Regions from separate parts of the Mus musculus genome. Here regions 1, 3 and 4 are each linked to region 2. A link is a contact called in ENCODE Hi-C or POLR2A ChIA-PET data. All regions are on one chromosome and are shown on one strand. The core of a region is the stretch at or near the end of the contact, and the rest is flanking DNA. Distances in the headings are between cores, read along the strand shown. Region 1 holds the start of Chchd2 (coiled-coil-helix-coiled-coil-helix domain containing 2). Region 2 holds the start of Rabgef1 (RAB guanine nucleotide exchange factor (GEF) 1). Region 3 holds the start of Nupr1l (nuclear protein transcriptional regulator 1 like). Region 4 holds the start of Cct6a (chaperonin containing Tcp1, subunit 6a (zeta)).

The links. A loop is a pair of places that touch in the nucleus more often than their neighbours do. ChIA-PET counts read pairs that join two places held with the same protein, here RNA polymerase II (POLR2A).
Region 1: POLR2A ChIA-PET joins it to region 2 with 19 read pairs in Patski. The contact joins the promoter of Chchd2 here to the promoter of Rabgef1 in region 2. POLR2A ChIA-PET finds 5 or more read pairs at or near these places in 2 of 5 experiments (Patski and embryonic stem cell).
Region 3: a map of heart shows a loop between it and region 2 (2.2-fold over the local background). The contact joins the promoter of Nupr1l here to the promoter of Rabgef1 in region 2. A Hi-C loop is called at or near these places in 3 of 37 maps with a recorded cell type or tissue (gastrocnemius, heart and v-Abl transformed pro-B cells). POLR2A ChIA-PET finds 5 or more read pairs at or near these places in 2 of 5 experiments (Patski and embryonic stem cell).
Region 4: a loop to region 2 is called in a map of T-helper 17 cell, with 6 times the contacts of the local background. The contact joins the promoter of Cct6a here to the promoter of Rabgef1 in region 2. A Hi-C loop is called at or near these places in 1 of 37 maps with a recorded cell type or tissue (T-helper 17 cell). POLR2A ChIA-PET finds 5 or more read pairs at or near these places in 1 of 5 experiments (Patski).

The regions. Positions count from the first base shown.
Region 1 is chr5:129,886,199-129,888,898 of GRCm38, reverse strand. It overlaps Chchd2 (coiled-coil-helix-coiled-coil-helix domain containing 2), which reads left to right and starts at 1,429. Exons shown (of 4, transcript NM_024166.6): 1 at 1,429-1,701. The coding sequence starts at 1,652.
Region 2 is chr5:130,170,559-130,173,258 of GRCm38, reverse strand. Rabgef1 (RAB guanine nucleotide exchange factor (GEF) 1) reads right to left here and starts at 1,440. Exons shown (of 9, transcript NM_001199059.1): 1 at 1,365-1,440.
Region 3 is chr5:129,907,129-129,909,828 of GRCm38, reverse strand. It overlaps Nupr1l (nuclear protein transcriptional regulator 1 like), which reads right to left and starts at 1,289. Exons shown (of 3, transcript NM_026916.3): 1 at 908-1,289. The coding sequence starts at 1,237. The coding sequence ends at 929. It also overlaps a transcript of Zbed5 not described here.
Region 4 is chr5:129,786,022-129,788,721 of GRCm38, reverse strand. It overlaps Cct6a (chaperonin containing Tcp1, subunit 6a (zeta)), which reads right to left and starts at 1,366. Exons shown (of 13, transcript NM_009838.2): 1 at 1,147-1,366; 2 at 425-488. The coding sequence starts at 1,283. Psph (phosphoserine phosphatase) reads left to right here and starts at 1,469. Exons shown (of 8, transcript NM_133900.4): 1 at 1,469-1,767.

The DNA.
Region 1 (2,700 bases), core at 180-2,679, 280 kb after region 2:
ATAACTCTTTGACTTCCATTGTCCTTGTCACAGATAGTTCCCCAGGGGTAACAGAGCTGAAAATGGTTTTCACGGACTGTCACCAGTGATCGCTTTCCCACTGCCACAGAACAACTATGATAAGATCTCCTTTCATACACAGTGCCTGACAAGGTGGCAGAGGAAAACTCTTCCCCCATTCCCCTGGGCATTTGGTGGGGAGGAGAGTCCCCTGTTTCTCCATCAGATGGCCTACTGCTACTCTGTAGGACTATATGACCTCATGGGCAATGTGTAGGAATGGTCTTCATCCACATTACGAGGACAAGAGTGTTTTCCAGGAAGCATCATGGATTGACACTGCAGATATCTCTGCCAATCAATGGGCTCAGGTCACCAACATCCTCTGTGGTGAGAGCTTATGGGACCACAAGCCTCTGTGGCCACAGTTGAGGAGACTTCTAGATTCAATGATTCTCAACTTTCCTAATGCTGCAACCCTTTTATACAGTTCTGGATACTGGAATGTGGGCATCTCTGCATTTGAGCAGTCTTACGTGGAAAAGAGCAGTAACTCAGTCCCTAAATCACAGTCTGAAACCCACAGGTTGAGGACAACAGCTTTAGAGGCCTGTTCTTTGATATGCAGATGATCTTACTGGCTAGTATTAAGTCAGGATGGTCTTCTTTTATTATGGAAATAGCGCTTAATTGAAGACGAGCCTTGGTAAATATGAGCAGAAAATTTCTCTGCAACAGAAACTTGAATTATGTACAGAATTTTCTTTCTCATAGTTTCTTTTTTTTTTAAGATTTATTTATTTATTATATGTAAGTACACTGTAGTTGTCTTCAGACACACCAGAAGAGGGTGTCAAATCTCGTTATGGGTGGTTGTGAGCCACTTTGTGGTTGCTGGGATTTGAACTCCGGATCTTTTGAAGAGCAGTCAGTGCTCTTCTCCGCTGAGCCATCTCATCAGCCCCTTTTTCATAGTTTCTAATAAGCTCGGCTAGTTCACTATCTTCCAGACATGTTGGGAGCAGAGCTCCTTTAGCGAAATTCTGCTTATGTAATTTAATATTTCCAAACACGTTTATTAGTAAATTCTTTATAACAGAAAAACAGAGTTTTTCCTGCGTGACCAGTACTAGGAGGCTGAGACGTGAGAACAGCGAGATCCAAGGCAACATCCGTTACCGGAGGCATTGTCCCAAAACAAAACAGAGAAGGGTTAAGTAAACAGCCCAAGAGCAGACCCCAGTAAGCCCCTAATCCAGTTTACTTGAGAGGCTAAGGCAGGAGACAGTGAAAATCAAGGTCAGTCAGGTTGTGGAGTAGGCCAGCCGGCCATCGGAAGCAAAAACCTAACCTCCACCATTGAATCGGAGGACAAAATTTGAGAGTGCAACCCCAGGAACTTCCGGTTAGCCTTAGCTCCTCCTCGCCAACTTCGTAACTTCCGGGCCTAGGACGCTGAGTCCAGGCTCTGCCCATTACTGATATCTCCTTTGTCCAATAACCTTTAGCGCCCGAGCTTTTCCTGATTTCTTATTGGTTGCCCGGTGAGGTACCGCCTCCACCCTTCCTCTCTCCTTGGTAGAAATTGCTGGACGCTTCTGTACGTTTCGCAGTTTGTCTTCGCTGATCGGTGAGACTTCGAGCAGTTAGGATGCCGCGTGGAAGCCGAAGCCGCACTTCCCGGGTGACTCCTCCGGCCAGGTGAGACCCTCGGGGCCGGGAACCGAGCGCGGGCCGCCAGGGCAAGGTTCTGTAGCCTGAGGGCTGCGAAGGCGACCGGTGAAGAGACGGAGCGAGCGGTCGGGAAGGGATCCGCTGGTGGGGCGGACTTCCTGAGAACAGGGACATGGTCGGTGCACTCGGGGAGAGGACTCTGAAACGTGACCTTTTCCCTAGACAGGCTGGGGGAAGGGCTGTCGAGGGCGTAGTATACAAGGAGGCGAGGAAAGAAAGATGCGTGGTAAACTCTTGGCCAGGGGTGGGGGTGGGGTGGTTTTTGTATTTTCTTTGTTCTACTCACTGCGTTTTTGAGTCTCAGGTTAGCCTTGAACTTTATGGCCTCGCTTGGCCTTCCTTGATTTTCCTGACTCCGCTTCCTTAGGGCTGGGATTGCCGGCTTTAAAGATTTTCTTTTCTTTTATTTATTTATTTTTTTAAGGAAAAAGAAACAAAGAAAATTGCGGGCTGTGTGTAGAGGGCCGAAAATTTAAAGCTATGTCTTTCCATCACTTGGGTCCAAGATGTCTACCATTTTGTGGTAAACGATCTATTGAGCTACCTTGCCGGCCGACCTAAAAAACAAATAGGAAATTGTTGACACCCCTCCCCCCAGTCCAGATTCTGAGGTCCCTCCTTGGGGTAATAAAATCGTAGAAAACTAAAATTGTGCTCATACTGGGAGTGAACCTCGGGAGTGCATGTTGTAGCGCATGCGTCATCTGTCATCAAGATAGTCCCTTGTGCCTCCTTCTCCCGGAAGGCAAGCGGGGGTTGCAACCAGTTCAAGGCTAGCAAGGCTACCCATAGAGAGATTCCTGTCCAGAACCCCCCCAAAAATATGAGTCAAAGTTGCAGCTCAGGCAGGTCACTTTCCCTAGATTTTTCTTTTTGGATTGGCGTGGTGGTTTGTTGTTTCCTTGAAAGGGGTTTTCACTATGGCCCTGGCTGGCCTTGAACTCCAAAGAGGCTGCCCGCCTCTGC
Region 2 (2,700 bases), core at 191-2,690:
AAAGCTGTATTGCGAGACCCTGTCCCCCAAAATAAACACACAAATCAAAATAAATAAATAATCCCCCCAAACAGTAACTCTCAGAGGCTGAATAGAAACTGGGACTGTAGCTCAGTTAAACAGCCCCTATCTAACATGTGTAAACCTTAAAGTCAGTCATCACCAAGTAACAAGCAAGCTTCTTCTCCCCCCAAAACAGTCTATGTAGCCTGGACTGTCCTGGAACTCACTCTGTAGACCAGGCCTGTTCAAACTCATAGAGATCTGTCTCTGCCTCCAGCATTCTGGTATTAAAGGTGTGAGCCACCGCCACCACCGCCCAGTAACAAGCTTGACAAGACCATTTTATTTTAGCCTCTTCTTTCTTTTAACTGCGACTCTGGTGGGCGGGAGGATCGAATATTACTCTGTAGTATAGGCTGGCCTCAAACTCACTACATAGCCCCGTTGACGTCAAAACTCCCAAGACTGTTGTTCCTGACTCAATTTCCAAATACTGGGATGTCAGAAGTGGGTGACTAATTGGGTCTTCCTTTGAAAAGTAATTCTAGGTTTGTAGGTTAAAAGACCCAACAGTTAACTTCCAGGAGGTGGCAGGGGGTGGGGGGACCATAGGGGCTCTTACCACAAAACTAGGTGACGCTGTAAAACTTATGCCAGTGTCACATCTAAACTCCACAGACAGACCGAGCCTACCACATCCAGCAACACATTTCCCAACCACAGAGGTTGGTCATCAGCTCTGAGACACAGCCAGCTGCCAATGACCTAGTCTCCAAGGCGCTTCCCTCTATGGAGCCAACTTCCGCGAAGGGATGGAAGGACATCCCCTTGGCTCTCCCTTCCAGACAGCTCGGAATCAGGGACTGCCTTTATTATTATTTTCCATAAAAGGGTCTTCCTCAGTGGCAGAGGGCTGACCTCAAAACTCGCGGCAATCCTCCTGCCTCAGCTTCAGGACTTCTCATTCAGAGACACCCATAACCTTGGCCTCTAGCACCTGGGACGAGTATTCAAAACCCCGCGCCACAGCAGCCGCACCAGCCCCGGGACCCACGCGGGCTCCGGATGGGACCCGCCCGGCTGCAACCACAACTCCGGACTCGGACAGGATCGGAGCGGCAGCCGACGACCGGGGAGCGTGTCCTCCCGGGAGCCCGAGTCCCGCCGAGCTGGGAAGAACTCGGCCGAGCTGGAGAGGCCGAGAGCAGCAGCAGAGCTCCGGCGGCCTGGCCCTATGCGCCCGCCCGCCCTCCCGGCTGAGAGGCGGAACGGAGCGGCCCCGGTCAGCGCGCGGCCGGACACCGCCGCCGCCGCCCCGCTCCGTGTGGGAACGCGCCTCCGGAGCCCCCGTCCCTCCGAACCTGCTCCGCGGCTCCGCCGGCGTCCGACCGCCGCTCCCAGCGCCCCTTCAGTCACTCGGCTCCCTGCCCCGCCCCTGCCCCCGCACGCCCCGCCCCCGGCACCGCGAGCACGCGCGCGGTGCGTACGCGTGGCGTCATTTCCGTGACGCTTCGGACTTCCGGGGACTGGCTGGCGGCTGGCCGGAAAAGATTGCAACGCTCCGGAGGCTGTCCACCCGAAGGGGCAGTCCCTGAGGGCAGGGGACACCGAGTGACCGTGAGGCCCTCGCTGACGTGTCTGTGACTCGCGAGAAGCCGCGGTTTCCCCTGTCATTCCTCATTCCGTCTACCAGCTTCTGCTTGCATTAGCCTGAGGGCGACAAGGAGCCCCGAGGACAGCCATACACGAAACGGGACATCAAAGTCTGGGACCAGGAGACATCTCCCAGCGCTTAGCGAATGCGGCCGCCAGAAGGAAATACAAACACACCTTTCCCCTAGTGAGCAGTTAGCAGGGAATAGATAGTCAGGAAAAAGATCGAGAGGGAAAAGTTTAGCACATGACTGCCTGTCTGTAAAGATAGATAACGCTCCCACTGGACAGTTGACATGCCACCTCACTAGCTTTTGTTATCTCCCTGGGCCAAGAACCGTCGGGGTGGAGGAGATGAAGTTATAGGATAGGGGAGGAGAGAATTCAGAATGAACCCTACAAATGAGCAACCCAGAGTCCGTGAGACTGGCTCTCAGCTCTGGAAAAAACAAAAAACAAAAACAAAACACTGTTCCCAGCAGAATTTTTTTTTTAACCCCTGTCTCAATAAATGCCTGTTTTCACCTTTTCTGACTCTGCTATTTTGTTTTTCACTCCTGGGCACTCGTCCATAGAAAGAACCTGGTCACCTGGGCAGATGGCCCACAGAAATGAACACTCCTGGCTTGCTCTTTTTAAGAGCAGGACTTGAAACTGATTCAATTTAGGAGAATCTTAAGGAAATTGGTCCAATAGCAACTAGGCTGTGATCCCAGCCTGGCTAGGTGGAGACAGGAAGTTCAGGAGTTCCCATCTCTAGTGTTCTTGGCCTGGGCAAATATAAGGAAGGTTGTGGGGTATAGCTTTATAATGAGAGCACATGATGATGCAGGAGTTGTGAGAATAAAAGGATCTTTCATGACCCAGCTGTGCTTGGCACAAGGCTGTAGGGTGCCAGACAGGGTCAGGTTGGCCTAGGGAAGTGGCTCCAAGTTGGATGTTTAAGGTCTATGAAGATTAAAGAAAGACACAGACAAATGAGGTGAAAGCGAGTTTTATGAAAGAGGATTACAAGTAAAGAGGGCCAGAGAGATGTTTCAGTGT
Region 3 (2,700 bases), core at 40-2,539, 260 kb after region 2:
ATCACCCGGGGCTGATAGTCCTGGGAGGTACAAGAAAGGTAACTGAACATGAACCTCTGGGAACTGTGCTTCCGGTTCCTGCCTCTGGGTTCCTGCCCTGACTTCAGGAAGGGCTGTAAGCTTTAAGGTGAAACAACCCCTTTCCTGCCCAAGTTGCAAGCAAAAGTTCACGGTGTTTATTACAGCAATTGGAAGCAAACAAGGAGGAGGGGCAGTTTTGTTTTGGGACAGTGCCTCAAAGAGTGTTCCTGGTTGGCCTCCAATTCCAGCGGTCTCCTGAGCACAGAGGCTGGAGATGGATTACAGGTGTGAGCCACCCTGCCAAGATGGATTTCCTCGGACATTTCCCTATATTTCCAATGTAGACTTTTCTCACACAATTGCAAACTTCCAAACGGTGGAGACTTTCACCAGCAGCCGGGAAACCCCTGGGTCGGGGATCGGGAGCCAGCACAGTTATGATTAACGCTGGGAAGTCTCAGAAGCAGATGACAGGTGAATATGGTGGCCAGACCTGTCATCTCAGGACTAGAGAAGCTGAGGCTTGCTACACACCATGGAATCCTGGGCTACGGGCATCATCAATAAAACAAAACCACACAGCAGGGAATCATGGCCCATGCTTGAAACTTTAGCATTTTAAGGTAAACGCTGGAGGGGTGATGAGTTCGAGGTCAGTTTAGGAGACAGTGTCAGAAATGAGAAGAAAAGGAAAGGAAAAGAGAAGAGAGTAAAAAAAGAATTGGACATTGTGGCTCATGTCTTAGCATCCCAGCCCATCCATGGAAGCTGGATGCAGGACAATCTGGAGTCCAAGGTAATCCTCTGCTACACACTGAGTTCGAGGCCGACCTGAGATATACATTCTACTCCCTACCCAACACCAATGGGCTCCGCCTGCCCATACCCGCTCAAGCGTGGCGTGTGCTCAGGCCAGGCGTGTGCGCGGCCGCGGTTGCAGCTGGCGCTGGCGCCGCTTGCGCTGCCCGTTGAGCAGTATCTGCGCCACCTTGCGCTCGTGGCCGCCGGGCACCGGGTAGTTGGTGCGTAGCTGCTGCTCGCGCCGCGTCCGGCCCTTGCTGCGTCCAGCCCCAGAGGCCGGGAAGTCACGCAGGTAGTAGTAATCCAGGCAGTCGTACACCTCCTCTTCGAAGCCGACGGTGGGCAGCGCCTCCGGCGGCGGCGGGCGGGCTCGAGTCCTTGGGCCGGAGACAGAAGGACGAGTTGGAGGGTCCATCGCCGATGCGCTCCGCCCGCCGCCGCCGCTGGTCACTCCGCCGGAATGCCCCACCCAGTGCTCCTATTGGCTCCGCTGTAGGGAGCGCTCTGTGACCTCACAGGGGGCGTGGCTTCCATGCTTCTTTGTTCCAGATGCGGAATTGTGTTTCTTCGCGGGGTCCGAATTGTAAATAAGTATAATAAACCTGGTTTCGCTGGTTAAAACCTGAAGGGACGGAATTGGGGAATGTGACTCAGTAGAGTGCTAGCATGCACAAAGGCCTGGGTTCCATCCCCATCACTGTATAAGTCAGGTGTGGTTGTGCACACACCTATAATCCTAACACTGCGATAAAAGACGAGGAGCTCTGGCCAAATGAATTTGCTAGCCTAGTTTGGGTTCATTTGTGCAAAAAGAAAACTGGCTTGCTGAATTGCTTTAACTTTGTTCTTGTGACAAGAAAATTCTCTTCACGACATTACTATTTCATTGTTATAACCAAATGTTTGGCAATAATCTGTTTAGGGAAGGTTATTTTTTTGGCTCATCGTTTGAGAATACAATCAGCTAAGACACGGTGGGCAGGATCTTGAGGCTACTTATTCAATCTGCATTCGTCCATTAGGAAGCAAAGAAAGGGGAATTCTAGCATCTTGCTTGTGTTTTTTTTTTTTTTTTTTTTTTGGTACCCCCCCCCCTCCATTTTTATTCAAGTTCCCAGCCTACTGATGATGCAGCTACATTCAAGGTGGGTTGTCTCTCTCCAATCTATAATCTCTGGAAATTCCCTCAACAAATCTACACAAAGGCATGCTTCATAAGTTAAGAAGACAGACTTACTAAACATCACAAGTAGCATGTTAGAGCCAAGGGGCTGGAGAGGGTTTAGTGGTTATGATCTTGCAGAGGATCTGGGTTCTACTCCCAACACTCACATGGTAGCTCAAAACTGTCTACATCTCCAGTCCCAGGGGACCTGAAGCCCTTTTCTGGCTTCCTGGGGCATACATACAAGCAGGCAAAACACTCATTCACACAAATAAATGCATGTAAATGTAAAAGTAATGTGTGTGCACATGGATGTTGTGAGACCCTGGCTTAAAGCATTTCTCCCTGAAAGGTAAACCCCTAAAACATTTCCCCAAGCTTGTTTTCCCTGATCTTTAAAAATACAGCTAGAAAGAAGCTCTTTGTTCTCTATAGCCAGCAAAAGGCTTTTTTGTTTCTATACTGTACAACCAGAGATGCCGGCCTTCCTGTGCCGAGGACACAGAGATAAAAATTCAGAAAGAACTCACTCCCCACTCCTGTCTTGTCACCAAGGACACCCGGAAGAGAAGAACTCCTCCCAACTCCTCCCAATTCCTCAGCTAGCTGTTAAAAGCCCCCTACTGTCACCTCTGGGGTCGAACTCCCCTGCCCTGCGAGGCTCCAGGGGTTCGTCCTCAGCTAGCTGATAATAAAACCTCTTGCAGCTTGCA
Region 4 (2,700 bases), core at 117-2,616, 380 kb after region 2:
TCTCCTGCAGTTGAGTGGAAAGATGAGCATTTATTTTTTGGTTTTCTTTCCCATTGCCCTGTTTTTGAGACAAGGTCTCACTATGCTTATGTAGCTCTACCTGGTTTTGAACTCAAGAGATCTGGCTGAGTGCCGGGATTATAGCTATGTGGTACAATATTTAGCTAAAGTAGAGATAACAATATTCTTTTATACAATTTTTTATTTTAGCCCAGACTACAAAGTAGACCCCCCCAAAACAAACAAAAAACCCAAGGATCCAAACACATGTGTCACATTTGACAGAGTTCCTCACCCACTAAAGCACTTCCTATATTTCTGCCTGAAAGACATGATGACCTGATGAAGAATTTTATTCACCTCAAATGGAGCAAGAGGTCAAAAAAAAAAATTTTTTTTTAAACCCAGCCCGGCAGCCTCTTACCATTTCATGAAGCAGCACATTGCCATCTTTAGTAAGTTTGATGTCTCCAGCACCAGATACAAGCCTGCCAAATGGGAAGGAATTGATGAGCAAGGATGTGACTTTTTCTAATTAAAACAAAACAAGTAAGAATTCCACAAAGCAGCCAAGGGGAGGTAATGTATATCCCCCATCCCCTCTTGAAGGCAAGTGAATCACAGGGAGTTCCAGACAAGCCGTAACTTATCAGTCAGACCCGATCTCAACTAAATACATAAAGAAAATTCCCACAAAAAAGAATGAGGTGTAAAGGGAACCAAAGGAGGCTATGAAATATACGACTCCAAAGCAACCGCAATTTGAGGAACGGATACGAGAGGCGAGAAAAGAGAGTGAATTAAGACTAATTAAAAAAAAATCCAAGCGCTATGTCTCAGTGAACTTTATTCATTTGCTAGCTAACGAGGTAACAAAAACAGATCCCCTGAAATTTGGACTTTACTCCTACATCCCAGTAAACTCGGGGCCCGGGGCTGGGTTCGGGAAGGTTGCACACGCCACTCTCTTCCTCTATAAGAAATAGGTGCAAATGCCAACCCCGAAAGGCGCGGATTCGGGGGGTTTGGATGGGATGCAGCCCAGACATGGGAGAAAGAAAACGCTAGCGCGAAGGCCTGGAGGCAGCGACTCGAGTTTGCGGCCATCGAGCCGCCAGGCCCGCCCTCCCGCCAGCCCGGGCTTACATCTTCATGGTGCCCTTAGGCCCCAAGTTGGTCCTCAGAACATCCTGCAGGCCCCGAGCCGCGCTGATGTTCACCGCCAGCGCTGCCTGGGCCCGGGCCACCTCGGCCTTCGGATTTAGGGTCTTTACCGCCGCCATGGCTGGCCTAGCTCCGGGAGAGGCCGAGAACAACGTGCTCTCTGCGGGGTCTTCTCGAAAAGTCTTACGCACCCGGCCCGCCCCCGGCGTGCCCACAGAGCACCTCCATTGGGTGGCGACCCTCCTGCCGCCCGCTGATTGGCTTAATCCAACGCTGGTCTCTCTAAGACCCGCCCACCACGCCCAGTTGCGACGTCATTGCGCATCTGAGAAACTGGTTCTCCCGTCATCGGCACTCTGGATCTTAAGGTTCCGTTGTGCTCGCCCCCCAGCGTCACGGTTCGGCGCTTTTAAGAGTTTGCAGCGTGGAGGCTGCGCGGCTCCGCGGTGCAGGAAAAGCCCTGCAGGTCGTGTGTGAGGGATGCTTCGGCCTCTGCACTCGACTGGGTGTGACAGGAAGCAGAGGCGTCGGCCTCTAGTTGCAGGGTGTCTCTAGCTACTGGACTCCGGGATGCTTCCCTCACACTCTCGCGAGATTTCCCAGGTTCATTTTTTTTTTTTCCTTGCCTGTTTTATCCGTAAATTGGGGAGCACAGAAAATGGAGCCTTCCCCTGTACCCTGGTCGTTTTAAGACCCCGGAGGTTGACGGGAGGACTACGCTAGGTAGAAAGTACTAGATGGCTTTAGGAGTGGTGCGATGGGCGTTGAGGAGACTCAGGATCAGTCTGTTCTTAGGGCCCAGGTCATTGAGGCAGCTTGAAAACTAAAATGGATTTTGTTTTAATTTTTTTAAAATAATGAAACAAATAGTAATCCTTGTTTCATTCTATGTCCCAGCTAGACCACGAACTGTCTAACACGGACTGGTATTCTAACTCGTAGCAGTCCTGCTTCAACTTCCAAAGTGGTATGAGCTACTAAGCCTGCTAAAAACTAACAACTAATGGCTGGACAGTGGTGCCCAGTCTTTGAAAGCATTCTTTTAAACATTTTTTTAAAAAGAAAATAATATTAAGCGTATAAGTGTTTTTCCTGTCTGTATGTTGAGCACTTAACATATAGATACGTACTGAATTTTTAAACATGTATATGAATATGAATCACTTCTCCACACAGATGACAACTCGTAATGCCATTGGACGTATTCCACTGAGCTATATATACTGAAGGCTTTGCCATTTTGATAGGAAAGAAAAATTCTTATTCTTCTACTATACAGAGCCAGGCATAGTCACAACACGGGAGGCAAGCAGATCTCTGTGAGTTCAAGGCCAGCCTGGTCTGCATAGCAAGTTCCAGGCCAGCCGTGGCTACATAGGAAGACCCTGTCTAAAGAAAACAGAACTATAGGGTATGTAGCTCAGAGGATGAGTGCCGGTTTAACCGGTACAAAGGTCCTGAATACAGGAAATTTAAAAAGGAAAGAGAAACAACCAGTCACATGGCTGACATTTAGTTATTCCCAAACCTCTGCTC